Regions from separate parts of the Homo sapiens genome. Here region 1 is linked to region 2. Evidence: chromatin contacts called from ENCODE Hi-C or POLR2A ChIA-PET data. All regions are on one chromosome and are shown on one strand. The core of a region is the stretch at or near the end of the contact, and the rest is flanking DNA. Distances in the headings are between cores, read along the strand shown.

Region 1 (4,819 bases), core at 845-3,344, 40 kb before region 2:
TGACAACCTGATCACACCAGCCATGATCTGTGCCGGCTTCCTGCAGGGGAACGTCGATTCTTGCCAGGTAATTCAACATTTTTATTCTACCTTTGGTCCTTACCAGATCCTACTGAACCCCCCATGAGAGAGAGGGCATTCTTGGGGTCAGCAGAGCCTCCTCAGTGACACGGAGCCAGCTCGGGGCAGTCATGGGAAGTGACGGCCACAAACAGTGCGAACGCTTCTGGTGGCAGAAGGAAGTACAGTCAACAAATCACACACACCCTCTGAAAAACCGGTATTTGGTAAAAGTGCCAGTGGAACAGAAACAAGTATTTAGACTATTTTAAATTATGAACGGCAATTTATTTAGTAACTTTTAGCTTGAACAGATTAAAATTCAGGATGGGGGCTATCTCTTTGGGGGTTACATCTCTGTTACCATCACCCCTTGATGGTGGAGATTCGAAGCCCACACAGTCACTCGTAACTCACACTGCGACCCCCGCCCCCCAACTCCTCTAGGCCTGGTCAGTGGTGTGCGGCAGATTGTGACTTGATTTTCTGCTCTCTGTACCTTGCTGTGTCCCACAGGGTGACAGTGGAGGGCCTCTGGTCACTTCGAAGAACAATATCTGGTGGCTGATAGGGGATACAAGCTGGGGTTCTGGCTGTGCCAAAGCTTACAGACCAGGAGTGTACGGGAATGTGATGGTATTCACGGACTGGATTTATCGACAAATGAGGGTAACTATCCTGTCCTCCTTCTGACTGTGTTCTCCGATTCCTCGAGCCAAAGCCAGACATCTGTTAGGCGTGGTTCTGCTGCTGGAAGCTGACTGGTGACCACTGGTCAGCATGAAGCAAACTCTGCTTCCTCCAGCCACAGCCCCATCCCCCCAGTGTCCACCCATTGCCCATTGCCTCTCACTGGCTTCACTTGCATATTTCCCCTGGTGTTTGGATGAAAAGCGCTGGGGCTCAGCTTGTGTGAAATTCCTTGGTGCTCTGCCAACCACACTTCGTTCTGGCTCAGCTGACTCAGCTGTTCCACCCAGGCCACCTCACATCAAACTTTTTTTTTTTTTTTTTGAGATGGAGTCTCACTGTGTCGCCCAGGCTGGAGTGCAGTGGCACAATCTCGACTCACTGCAACCTTTGCCTCCTGGGTTCAAGTGATTCTCCTGCCTCAGCCTCCCAAGTAGCTGGGACTACAGGCATGCGCCACCACGCCCAGCTACTTTTTGTATTTTTAGTAGAGATGGGGTTTCTCCATGTTGGCCAGGCTGGTCTCGAAGCCCTGACCTCAGGTGATTCACCCACCTCAGCCTCCCACAGTGCTGGGATTACAAGTGTGAACCACGGTGCCCGGCCTCACATGAAACTTTTGATTTATAGAGAGCAGAGGGAAGAGCCGGCTGTGCCCATCCTTTTCTGGGGCCATCGAGTGGCTCCTGGGCAGCCCCCAAGGTTAGGAAGGGCAGGAGCAGCCAGGGTTCTCTGATGCCCCAGACTCAAGCACGAGGGAAGGTCTCAGGGGTTCCATGTGAGCCTCATGGATGTCTCTGCTTAGCAGAGCCCTGGCTTTGGGCATTGTCCAGATAGGGGGTGAGAACCAGATCTTCTCATCTCCAGGACCTCAGACGTATAGTTTTCTCAGATTTCTGTGCTTTCTGGGGCTGGGCTACTAGTGGAAGAAAGCAGTCTATTCTGTCTTCTCCCAAATCTCCCAGATGCCCAGTCTGTTGAAGGAGGAGCAGAACCAGGGGGCCTTTCCCGCTGAGGCCCGACCTGTGTCTCCTTCAAATGACACGCGGGACTCAGGGCCTTCCCATGACCATGGGGCCCAGGGGGCGTCACCTGGCCCAGGGCCCAGTGCTAGAAACAGATGACCCCAGGAGGAGGAGGCAGGGCAGGAGGGAAGCTGGCAGGGCTGGGATGGTCAGCCAGGCTGAGGGGCGGACTCGCACCAGGATGGAGCTAGGAAATGATCCAGGTGTGTTTGGCGGCTGCAGGTGGGTCCGCATGGCTGTGCAGGGAGGGAAGGGCTGCGTGGCAGGAGAGCAGCCGGGGGAGGCCCAGACTCTGCTGAAGAGATGCCTGTTGTGCCGGCCTCCACATCCGCTGCCCGCTCCTTCCGGAGCTCCTGCCCCGCCATGCTCAGCCTGACTCTGACCAACACGTTGGAGAGAAGAATGATCCCTTTGTGCTATTAAGCTTGCTTATTTGGTTTCTAAGTGCTTCATGCGAACCTAGAGGAAAAAATTATTTTCCACCTTTGTTTGTCTTAAGAAAATAACACACTTTTTTTTTTCCTATTTGAACAGGCAGACGGCTAATCCACATGGTCTTCGTCCTTGACGTCGTTTTACAAGAAAACAATGGGGCTGGTTTTGCTTCCCCGTGCATGATTTACTCTTAGAGATGATTCAGAGGTCACTTCATTTTTATTAAACAGTGAACTTGTCTGGCTTTGGCACTCTCTGCCATTCTGTGCAGGCTGCAGTGGCTCCCCTGCCCAGCCTGCTCTCCCTAACCCCTTGTCCGCAAGGGGTGATGGCCGGCTGGTTGTGGGCACTGGCGGTCAAGTGTGGAGGAGAGGGGTGGAGGCTGCCCCATTGAGATCTTCCTGCTGAGTCCTTTCCAGGGGCCAATTTTGGATGAGCATGGAGCTGTCACCTCTCAGCTGCTGGATGACTTGAGATGAAAAAGGAGAGACATGGAAAGGGAGACAGCCAGGTGGCACCTGCAGCGGCTGCCCTCTGGGGCCACTTGGTAGTGTCCCCAGCCTACCTCTCCACAAGGGGATTTTGCTGATGGGTTCTTAGAGCCTTAGCAGCCCTGGATGGTGGCCAGAAATAAAGGGACCAGCCCTTCATGGGTGGTGACGTGGTAGTCACTTGTAAGGGGAACAGAAACATTTTTGTTCTTATGGGGTGAGAATATAGACAGTGCCCTTGGTGCGAGGGAAGCAATTGAAAAGGAACTTGCCCTGAGCACTCCTGGTGCAGGTCTCCACCTGCACATTGGGTGGGGCTCCTGGGAGGGAGACTCAGCCTTCCTCCTCATCCTCCCTGACCCTGCTCCTAGCACCCTGGAGAGTGCACATGCCCCTTGGTCCTGGCAGGGCGCCAAGTCTGGCACCATGTTGGCCTCTTCAGGCCTGCTAGTCACTGGAAATTGAGGTCCATGGGGGAAATCAAGGATGCTCAGTTTAAGGTACACTGTTTCCATGTTATGTTTCTACACATTGCTACCTCAGTGCTCCTGGAAACTTAGCTTTTGATGTCTCCAAGTAGTCCACCTTCATTTAACTCTTTGAAACTGTATCATCTTTGCCAAGTAAGAGTGGTGGCCTATTTCAGCTGCTTTGACAAAATGACTGGCTCCTGACTTAACGTTCTATAAATGAATGTGCTGAAGCAAAGTGCCCATGGTGGCGGCGAAGAAGAGAAAGATGTGTTTTGTTTTGGACTCTCTGTGGTCCCTTCCAATGCTGTGGGTTTCCAACCAGGGGAAGGGTCCCTTTTGCATTGCCAAGTGCCATAACCATGAGCACTACTCTACCATGGTTCTGCCTCCTGGCCAAGCAGGCTGGTTTGCAAGAATGAAATGAATGATTCTACAGCTAGGACTTAACCTTGAAATGGAAAGTCATGCAATCCCATTTGCAGGATCTGTCTGTGCACATGCCTCTGTAGAGAGCAGCATTCCCAGGGACCTTGGAAACAGTTGGCACTGTAAGGTGCTTGCTCCCCAAGACACATCCTAAAAGGTGTTGTAATGGTGAAAACGTCTTCCTTCTTTATTGCCCCTTCTTATTTATGTGAACAACTGTTTGTCTTTTTTTGTATCTTTTTTAAACTGTAAAGTTCAATTGTGAAAATGAATATCATGCAAATAAATTATGCAATTTTTTTTTCAAAGTAACTACTGCATCTTTGAAGTTCTGCCTGGTGAGTAGGACCAGCCTCCATTTCCTTATAAGGGGGTGATGTTGAGGCTGCTGGTCAGAGGACCAAAGGTGAGGCAAGGCCAGACTTGGTGCTCCTGTGGTTGGTGCCCTCAGTTCCTGCAGCCTGTCCTGTTGGAGAGGTCCCTCAAATGACTCCTTCTTATTATTCTATTAGTCTGTTTCCATGCTCCTAATAAAGACATACCCAAGACTGCAATTTACAAAAGAAAGAAGTTTATTGGATTTACAATTCCACATGGCTGGGGAGGCCTCACAATCATGGCAGAAAGCAAGGAAGAGCAAATCACATCTTACATGGATGGCAGCAGGCAGGGAGAGAGTTTGTGCACAGAAACTCCCATTTTTTAAACCATCAGATCTTGTGAGACCCATTCACTATCACAAAAACAGCACAGGAAAGACCCACCCCCATGATTCAATTATCTCCTATCAGGTCCCTCCCACAACACATGGGAATTATGGGAGCTACAAGATGAGATTTGGGTGGGGACACAGAGCCAAACCATATCATTCTGCCCCTGCACCCCCCAAATCTCGTATCTTTACATTTCAAAACCAATCAGGTCTTCCCAACAGTCCCCCAAAATCTTAACTCATTTCAGCATTAAGTCAAAAGTCTACAGTCCAAAGTCTCATCCAACACAAGGCAAGTTGCTTCCACCTATGAGCCTGTGAAATCAAGAGCAAGTTAATTACTTCCTAGATACAACGGGGGTACAGGCATTGGGTGAATACAGCCATTCCAAATGGGAGAAATTGGCCAAAATAAAGGGGCTGCAGGCCCCTTAAAAGTCCAAAATCCAGCAGGGCAGTCAAATCTTAAAGCACCAAAATGACCTCCTTTGACTCCATCTGTCATAT
Region 2 (4,304 bases), core at 1,553-4,052:
CAGGGTTCCAGCCCTCCATCCACTCGCTACTGCACAGCCCCACTGGTCAGAGCCTGAGATGTTAGGTGGGCATGGATGGGGTTATGCACCAGGCTCTTCTCACATCCTGAGCAACTGCCCCTGTGCAGGGGCTTCCTTCCGTCCCTGCCCAGGGCAGGTTTGTGCCCATGATATATAATAATGACTTGTGACCCTAATGTCTCAAAATGGAGGCACTCACTAGGTAGCATTAAGCCCATATTAAGTTTCTTTCTTTAGAAACAATAAACATACGTGTTTCTCACTTTCGCTCATAGTAAAGGGGTTTTTCTTCAAAGTGGTAAGCATGTGTGTGGTAGACTAAGGGGATGAGGGAACACTTGCTGTGGCCCAATGCCACCAGAGACCCCAGTGAATAAGGACCCAGTGGCACGCACACCTGTGGAGGATCGCAAAAGCGACAAGGGACTAGCAATGTCTGAAGCGTTTTCGGAATCTTGGCAGTGAGATTTCTGAAAGCTTATTCCTGACTTTGGCAGCTGGGCAGCCGAGGACGAGGTCCCTGGAGGAACAGATTTCCCTCCACCACCCAGCACTAGAGCGGGACTTCTGGACTCCCTGGAGTGGCTGTCAGTGGGCTGGCCTCCAGAGCCTCCACTGTGGGTCCTTACCCTATCACTCCCTTTAATCATTGTACTGTGAATGTCTGCTCAATTGTGTGTGTGAATCTCTCACAATAAATCCTGAATTTGAGAATCACTCATTGCCTGCTGGGTCACCCTGAAACCTTTTGGGAAAGTGAAAGTTAGCGCACAGGTGCAGGAAACCTGGTTAACATAACAACTAAAATGAACCTGACTGGGTGCAGTGGCTCGTGCCTGTAATCCCAGTACTTTGGGAAGCCAAGGCGGGTGGATCATTTGAGGCCAGGAGTTTGAAACCAGCCTGGCCAATATGGTGAAATGCTGTCTCTACTAAACACATACAAATTAGCCAGGTGTGGTGATGTGTGCCTGTAATCCCAGCTACTCAGGAGACTGAGGCACCAGAATCGCTTGAACCTGGGAGGCGGGGGTTGCAGTGAGCTGAGATGGCGCCACTGCACTCCAGCCTGGGCGACAGAGTGAGACCTTGTCTCAAAAAAAAGAAAGAAAGAAAAGAAAGAACCCAACGGCCCACTTCATTTCTGCCTTACCTTGGAATGGTGGCTGGATGGCGGCGTTCTTCACTCCAGATTTCAGGGAGTGGGAGTCTTCCTGTAGCCTCCGACCCAGAACCGATCTCCTCGCAGTGTGGCCACAGAATTCCTGCAGTGAGGGTAAAGGTGGCATCCAGGGTTGTCAGGGGGTTCTCTCCTTGTGGTGAAGCTTCCTCAGCTCAGACCCCATAGAGGAGCAGGGATGGGAGGTAGGATTCAGCCCCCTTCCTCTCCCAAAACTCCTAATAAGGACCACCTACTGCCTACGTTCTAGGAAATGCCTAAGATGGAAGAGGCTACACTTTCCCAACATAATCCAGTCTAGTTTTTTCTTTTTTTATAAGCTTTTAAGTTCTGGGGTACATGTGCAGAACGTGCAGGTTTGTTACATAGGTATACATGTGCCAATTCAGTCTAGTTTTAAAACTAACTCTTGCAGGACTGACATTCACCTTTTCTTCTGAAAGCGTTTTTCCCCCCAAACCCTGCTGGTATTTAAATTTGTTATGAATAAAAGAGAGAACATCTTGCCCTTTAGACCAAATGCACTGCTACCTACCAAAGCCCCTGAGCTGGGTGAGCAGGTGGGCGGCAAGGGCGCGAGGGAGGCGTGTCCACCGTGACACTGGGATTCCTGGCCGGCAACTGCGGTCCAAGGCTGAAAGATGACACAGCCATTTTAGGAGCCCTTTGGGACTGACACCGGTGGTGGAGGTAGAGGCGCGGTTAGCATCACTGGACTCTACTTCCCAGTAACAAACGTGATTTAAAATTTAACCAAATAACTTGGGCCATCCCAATTGCCCAGCTCGGCAGCACCTGCTGTGAGTGTTGGTGGGATGGGAGCGCAGGTCTCAGCTGTGCCCGGGCTCCTTCTGCCACCCCCGGGACTGTCCTGCCTCCCTTCGTCCACCGCACCCACTCCACGATCCCGGCCAACTACGATGGACCCCGAGGGTGCGTCAGCCCCACGCGCCGGGGAGGCCCCAGGCATGGCATCCACTGGGGCGGTGGGGGGGAACAGCGGGCAGGGGTCTTCCCGCGCATGCCCCATCTCGGCCCAGCTCGGAACCCCCTTTATTCAGCAGGATCGGCGAGAACTCCTTGAACCTTCCCTCCCCAGCGACCTCCGCAGTCTGACTTGGGTTTGCTTTCGCGCGTTCCCAGGAAATAGAAGTCGACGGAAAGCAGTGGTCGGCGTTCGGGTGGGCTCGTGGCCCGCGCAGCCGTGGATCTGAAACTTTCCCGGCGCCCTTCCCCGCTTACTAGAGTCCCTCGGAGACCTCCCCCGAGCCCCGTCCCCCACCCCTTCCCAACCTCTCCTGCAGGAAGGCCGCGGGTTAGGGGGATGTTTCTGATGCGTCATCAGGAGCCTGGGCAGCCTGGTGGGAACCAGAATCAGGCGTGCTCCGAGCCCGCCCATCAGCGCCCTTGCTATGATTATGATTATTATTATTGTTAGTTACTAGCAGCCGAGAAGGTGCCCCCGTCGTGCCCGTGCTCCGGAGCGCTAGTCTCCGCCACGAACGCCGCTCTCCCAATGCCCTTCTCCGCGCTCCTAGCGCGGTTACTGGGCGCTGCCCCCAGAAGCGACACTCACCGGTCCCTGCGCAGTGCTGGAGTGCGGCCTCCGCTCTCGCTTCGCCTCTTTCACCCCGCGCCCAGCCCCGCCCCGCGCCGCGAAGAAATGAAACTCACAGACCCTGTGCTGAGGGCGGCTCCGGGCGCAGAAACGAAACCTAGCTCCTGGCCCCGCACCTGCAGCACTTGCCTCGCGGGAACTCGCGGGAGACGCAGGTTCTCGGGCCCGAACCCAGGCCTGCTGAATCAGATGCTCGTTTCATCAGGCCCGTCTGAGGATCAAGGTGCTCCGGAGGCTCCCTAATGGCCCGGAGTCATCCAAGCCTGCACGTATCCTTGAACCTAGGCATGTCCTTCCCCCCGTCGGTTTTGAAAACAGATGCATTGGTAATTGGGGGTCTTCAGTTCCCTCCCAGGGCTCACTGGGATGATCCCAGCACCAGCAGGGACTCCCAGGCATTGTGTGCCAATGGCTGCAGAGCCCCTCTTGTCCCGAACTCCGTCCAGCACTCCCACCCCTAACCAGGCACACCCATACCATCTTCCTCCTTTCCCGTTTCCCCTTGCCCACTTCTAGGCCTCCCTGGAGTCTGGCTCATCTGGCCTCTCCAGGGTGGAAACGGGTGTGTGGAAGGAAAATAAAATAAAATAAATAAAATAGTAATAATAAAGCTTAAAATAATAAACATAACATAGGTAATAGTTGTCAGGCCAGGCCATCGCATCCCAGGCCAGGCCATCGCATCCCCTGTGACTTGCAGGTATACATCCAGATGGCCTAAAGTAACTGAAGATCCACAAAAGAAGTAAAAACAGCCTTAACTGATGACATTCCACCATTGTGATTTGTTCCTGCCCCACCCTAACTGATCAATGTACTTTGTAATCTTCCCCACCCTTAAGAAGGTTATTTGTAATTCTCCCCACCCTTGAGAATGTACTTTGTGAGATTCACCCCTGCCCACCAGAGAACAACCCCCTTTGACTGTAATTTTCCATTACCTTCCCAAATCCTATAAAACGGCCCCACCCCTATCTCCCTTCGCTGACTCTCTTTTCGGACTCAGCCCGCCTGCACCCAGGTGAAATACACAGCCATGTTGCTCACACAAAGCCTGTTTGGTGGTCTCTTCACATGGACGCACATGAAAACAGTTAACATTTAGTATAAGCTATTTAGAAGTAACACATAGGCTAAAATTTTAAGCAGCCCCTCCCAGCATTGTAACAAGTTGCAGATGCAAGCTTATCTCAAAAGCTTATCACCTGCCTCGGGACCCCAGCCTCCAACCCTAGTCCAGCTTGGAGGATGACTAGTCAATATAACTGAATTGCCAGTTTCCTCAGAATTGTCACGGGTTAAGTAATTTACTGTCTTTGTCTGAAACCTGTATCCTACCTTGTTTTTCCCATCTCAAACGACATATAAGCTAGCTGCTTTCTTTGTTGGGGTTGGCAGCCATTTTGGGCATGAGCCTGCTGTTGGCCCGAATTAAAAGTTCTGTTTTGGTCTCCAAAGGTCTCTTTGTCTTCCTTGGCTAGAGTT

What was found. Hi-C counts contacts between places; a loop is a spot of excess contacts on that map. ChIA-PET counts read pairs that join two places held with the same protein, here RNA polymerase II (POLR2A). Pooled maps may share reads with other maps.
Region 1: a loop to region 2 is called in a map of chondrocyte, with 2.4 times the contacts of the local background. The contact joins the enhancer-like site here to the promoter of MX1 in region 2. A Hi-C loop is called at or near these places in 4 of 168 maps with a recorded cell type or tissue (HepG2, PC-3, PC-9 and 1 more) and 7 of 50 pooled maps. POLR2A ChIA-PET finds 5 or more read pairs at or near these places in 6 of 52 experiments (MCF 10A, activated CD4-positive, alpha-beta memory T cell, activated CD8-positive, alpha-beta T cell and 2 more).

What each region holds. Positions count from the first base shown.
Region 1 is chr21:41,463,644-41,468,462 of GRCh38, reverse strand. TMPRSS2 (transmembrane serine protease 2) reads left to right here. Exons shown (of 14, transcript NM_005656.4): 12 at 1-67; 13 at 577-729; 14 at 2,310-4,158. The coding sequence ends at 2,321. Among named protein-coding and RNA genes, the nearest start is that of MX1, 40 kb to the right of the region's middle. Within about 2 kb of position 2,094, at least 4 of the 41 ENCODE cell types and tissues checked have a DNase peak (open chromatin) inside an H3K27ac peak, as active enhancers do.
Region 2 is chr21:41,424,737-41,429,040 of GRCh38, reverse strand. It overlaps MX1 (MX dynamin like GTPase 1), which reads right to left and starts at 2,802. Exons shown (of 17, transcript NM_002462.5): 1 at 2,778-2,802; 2 at 1,737-1,835; 3 at 1,175-1,286. RefSeq lists an enhancer at 2,696-3,135.